Linked DNA regions of Homo sapiens: region 1 is linked to region 2. A link is an interaction called in ENCODE POLR2A ChIA-PET data of the cell type or tissue named here. Cell type or tissue: Caco-2. All regions are shown on one strand.

Region 1 (2,500 bases), 180 kb after region 2:
TGCATTCTACAGCCTGTAAGGTCTGTAAATGGTTCTCACATTCGAGTGTGCAAACGAACCACTTGGATAGCTTGGTTAAAACCCAGAATCCTAGAGCCTACACACAGCGATTCTAGGTAGGTCAAGTGTAGTGCGGACTAGCAAGGGAGGTCGGCCTCGAAAAGTTGTCATTTTTAAGAAGCTCCCAGGTTATGTTACTGGTTCAGGGACTGGACCAAATTTTGAGTAGCGCAGGCCCAGAAGATGGACTGTATGGCATTATGGTGGAGAGAGAGAGGATAAACAGACTAAGTACAGAGCAAAGGCAAGGGATGTGAAGGAAGGGATCTACAATGAAGATAACTTAGTGAAGTAAATGGAAAGAAGTACATTTCTGATTACCAGCTTTGAGGAAGGAAAATAACACCAGACTAGTCAGTATCTCAAATAACCACGGAGGGATTCGAACCCTCAATCTTCTGATCCGAAGTCAGACGCCTTATCCATTAGGCCACGTGGTCCCGGGTTACAAATCAGAACTATTTTTTGATGGAAAATAATCTCCTCCCTATGAGCTGTAAATGTACCAAGTATAGTGAAATCATTGTTGTAAACCAAGGAATTTCCAACCCCTGAAAAAAACTTACAGCCTGGTTGGGGAAAGACGAAGTTTAATCTAATGGTAAAAAAAAATCTAATGGCCGGGCGCGGTGGCTCACGCCTGTAATCCCAGCACTTTGGGAGGCCGAGGCAGGCGAATCACGAGGTCGGGAGTTCGAGACCAGTCTGGCCAAAACAGAGAAACCCCCGTCTCTACTAAAAATACAAAAATTAGCTGGGCGTGGTGGCGGGCGCCTGCGTGCCGCTGCACTCCAGACTCCAGCCGGGGCTACAGTGCGAGACTCTGTCAAAAAAAAAAAATACTGCAATTGTGTTCGTAGCCGCAGCCGTCCTGCCGTCGCTCTCCAACGCCAGCCCAGCGCCGCCTCTCGCTCGCCGAGCTCCAGCCAAAGGAGAAGCGGGGTAAGTAAGGAGGTCTCTATACCACGGCTCGTAGAAAGCCGACTGCCCGCAAATCGACCGGCAAATCGACCGGTGGCAAAGCACCCGGGAAGCAACTGGCTACAAAAGCCTCTCGCAAGAGTGCTCCCACTACTGGAGGGGTGAAGAAACCTCATCGTTACAGGCCTGGTACTGTGGCACTCCGTGAAATTAGACGTTATCAGAAGTCCGCTGAACTTCTGATTCGCAAACTTCCCTTCCAGCGTCTGGTGCGAGAAATTGCTCAGGACTTTTAAAACAGATCTGCGCTTCCAGAGAGCAGCTATAGTTGCTTTGCAAGTGAGGCCTATCTGGTTGGCCTTTTTGAAGACAACAACCTGTGGGCTATCCATGCCAAACGTGTAACAATTATGCCAAAAGACATCCAGCTAGCACGCCGCATACGTGGAGAACGTGCTTAAGAATCCACCATGATGGGAAAAATTTCATTAAAAAAATTATCTTCTTCCTGTTATTGGTAGTTCTGAACGTTATTTTTTTTCCCATGGGGTCAAAAGGTACCTAGGTATATGATTGCGAGTGGAAAAATAGGGGACAGAAATCAGGTATTGGCAGTTTTTCCATTTTCATTTGGGTGTGAATTTTTAATATAAATGCGGAAACGTACAGCCTTAATGCAAGTTAAAATGTTTCAGTGAACAAGTTTCAGCGGTTCAACTTTATAATAATTATAAATAAATCTGTTAAATTTTTCTGGACAATGCCAGCATTTGTTTTTTTTTTAAACAAGTAAATTTCTTATTGACGGAAACTAAATGGTGTTGTAGCATCTTTATCATTCATTCACTATACTTTTCTGAGATTTCATCCATTCACTATACTTTTCTGAGTTGTCCTATATGGAAATACATGTTTTTAATGTTGTCTGTCTTCTGTGCTGTTCCTGTAAGTTTGCTATTAAAATATATTAAACTATATAAAAAAACTGTGAAATTTCAACTAGATAACTGCCAAGGGCAGGAATATGGTACTTCAATAACTACTGATCGAGTGCTTTATCTTTTGATTGGCAGAGAGAAAGGCCACGATGAGAAAGGAATGTTTGAGTTGAGAGCTGGAGAGGCAAAGGCAGAACCAGACTGCTTTCCACATGCAGGGAACCACCGCTGCCTTACGATGCTTCCAGGTAAAGATCGAGGGTTAAACACAAGAATTTACTTTTGCATACTCCGCAGATCTCACTCAAACAGCACTAAAATATACATCCAAATAGGGAGAGGAGATAACAGAAACAAAATTTTGTCATCTGGAAAGCTGATTGAGGAGTCGCTGATTTTGAGAGCCCTGAGAAAGCTAAATCCTAAACCAGGAGTGGGAAAAGCAAAGAGACAGTAGATGTTCACCATGGAGCCCCCATTCCTATCCCTTTTCCCTATGCCAGGCTCGGATATTGTCAGTACAGCTTCGTCTGGAAACTACCTGTGTGAAATGAATTTAGCCTTCCTCCAACCCCCTTAAA
Region 2 (2,500 bases):
TGCCACTCATAAAAGGTAACACATTTTATGCCATCAAATTTCTATGTTTTTATAATCAAGCTTTAAGATACTTCTTCCCTAAAAACAAAATGTCAAAATTTGAATTATACATGATGCTGCAACTGGGGGACCCTGTTGTGAAGCAGGGACCCACATTTCACCCAAGTATTTTTCAAACTTTATATTTACTTGAATATATATCTATGTATATATATATATAATATATGCATATAGATTTAGATAATATATACATATATGATATATATGTGAAAGGCAATATGTTTGTATATTATATGTTTTAGATCAGTTTAAGGCACAGTATAGTATCTAATAAGTCTATAATGTTTTTAGAATTGGCGAGGTCATTTCTCATATATTGTCTAATTTTATTTTATTCTTTTTTTTTTTGTTAGAGACGAGTCTCACTCTGTTGCCCAGGCTGGAGTGCAGTAGTGCAGTCTCAGCTCACTGCAACCTCTGCCTCCCAGGTTCAAGCGATTTTCCTTGAGTAGCTGGGATTACAGGTATGACCCAGCTAATTTCTTTTTGTATTTTTAGTAGAGATGGGGTTTTGCCATGTTGGCCAGGCTGGTCTTGAATATCCTGATCAAAAGTGAGTCACCCGCCTTGGCCTCCCAAAATGCTGGGATTACAGGCGTGAGACACCACATCCCACTTTTTTTTTTTCTTTTTTTGACAGCACACTCTATTGTCCAGGCTGGAGTGCAGTGGCAACCATCAGCTTACTGTAACCTTGAATTTCTTGGCTCAAGAGATCCTCCTGCCTCTGCTTCCCAAAGCGCTGAGATTATAGGAGTTGGCCACTGGTCCCAGACTATTTTATTCTTGAAAAATAATCTTAGATAAAAACATCCTCAGTTTTACAGTAAAAATCAGAAAGAGATTTGCTTGATGTCATTCACTAGGAATTGAGAAAGTCAGACCTCAATGCGTACTTTCCTCCTCAAAGCTTATTATTTTCTTTATTGTTTCCCTTTGAATTCTGGCTTGAAGCAAAAAAGGGAACAAGAACAGAATCTTTTCTATATGAATCAGGAATGTGACAAACCGCCATGCTCTCTAATCTTAGGATGTCAGTCTTTAGAAACTAATCCATAAGCCAGCCTTAAAGTGTGTGGTATGCTCACCACAGCCATAAGATGTGTAATGGTGAGAAATACAATTTAAATGTACAATTCAGGGACTCGATGAAGTAAATTATGGTGTACTTGTATAAAAGAATGTTATATAACTCTTATATGTATTTAATTATTTCATGAAGAAATGCTTACCCTATTATTGAAAAAGGGCTGGAGATAATTGAAATAAAGTTCTACAATAAAGACATTGCACTGTTCTCTCCATGTTCAACTCAAAACCCTTTCTCACTGATTTCCTACTGTAGGACCTTCAGTACCTTCTAGCTGTGGAGTCCTAATCAGGGGAAAACAAAGAGATAAGGCAGATAAGCTGCAAGTCTGCCTTTCTTCATGGTCCAGTACACAGCCCTCCTGTGCAAATAACTCACAGTCATCCTTCCTGTGTCCAACTATCACCAAACACCTGCAAGTTAGCTCACTGCAACCTTTGCCTTATAGATACTGCACAAAGCCATCTTCAACAGACAGCATAAAAACTATTCTATAAATTATCCAGCAAGCCTTTGTTTCCTGGCAGTCAGCTTCTCTTTTGCTGATCCTGCCTTTTGCCTCCTCGAAAAGTATTTTCATACTTTTAAAAGTAAATCTGCCTTTCTTTACAACTGTCTTGGTAAATTCTTTTACCCCCCCTCGCCTCCCGCCCAGATAGTCGTCCCTCCCCGGCGACATCAACCTAAAAGAGATTTTGAGAATGAATCTGATGGTTTCCAAAGTAACTGATCCATACGAAAGTGTATACAGCAGGGGAGTCGTCGGAGAAAGTCAAAACCCGTCTACTCACCAGCCACCTTCAGATGCACCAGGGCTTCTTCGTAGCTTCCATCCTCCCTGAAAAAGCACGTGTACTCCCCGTCGTCAGAGACTCTGACGCCACGGATCCTCAAGGCCACGCGCCCCTTGGCGATGCCGTCCTGGACCAGCGTCGCCCGCCCGCGGTACTCGGGCATCTGCTCGGCTTCCTGCTCGCGCCCGTCCCTATGCACCAGCACGGCCGGCGAAACCTTCTTTCGGAACCAGCGTAGCTCCAAGTGCTCGGCGCTCGCGTTCGGAGACAGGCGACAGGGCAGCTCGGCGTCCTCACCCACAACGGCCAGGATGGGCTCCGGGGGTCCAATCACGTCAAAGGGAGCTGCCGAAAAACGAGCGGGATCAGACGGGATGTGGAGATGGGAACTACGGACAGACACCGACCAGATTCCCGCCAAAGCGCAGTGCCCCGCGCTCTCTTACTCCTTTGACAGCTGAGTTTGTCTGGATCCAGTGGAGGTCTCCAGGGAGAGCCAAGTGGGATTGTTTATTTTACATTTATTGATATATTTCAACTATGCAGCCCAGAGAGA

The links. Peaks named below come from ENCODE experiments on the same cell type or tissue, not always from the same donor. Only the 100,000 strongest peaks of a DNase experiment are listed, where the experiment ranks them.
Region 1: POLR2A ChIA-PET joins it to region 2 with 6 read pairs; 5 of 35 experiments call an interaction of 5 or more read pairs at or near these places.

What each region holds. Positions count from the first base shown.
Region 1 is chr6:26,320,818-26,323,317 of GRCh38, reverse strand. It overlaps TRR-TCG2-1 (tRNA-Arg (anticodon TCG) 2-1), which reads right to left and starts at 500; the gene lies at 428-500. It also overlaps the pseudogene H3C9P. RefSeq lists an enhancer at 881-1,070. In Caco-2, a CTCF peak has its summit at 1,059; DNase peaks (open chromatin) are centred at 217, 477 and 1,057; H3K4me3 peaks cover 1,532 bases.
Region 2 is chr6:26,501,379-26,503,878 of GRCh38, reverse strand. BTN1A1 (butyrophilin subfamily 1 member A1) reads right to left here. Exons shown (of 8, transcript NM_001732.3): 3 at 1,942-2,289. All of the region lies in intron 1 of LOC107986583 (a long non-coding RNA gene), which reads left to right. Among named protein-coding and RNA genes, the nearest start is that of BTN1A1, 2.3 kb to the right of the region's middle. RefSeq lists an enhancer at 2,158-2,287. In Caco-2, no CTCF peak of the experiment used is centred here; DNase peaks (open chromatin) are centred at 1,518 and 2,108; H3K4me3 peaks cover 1,135 bases.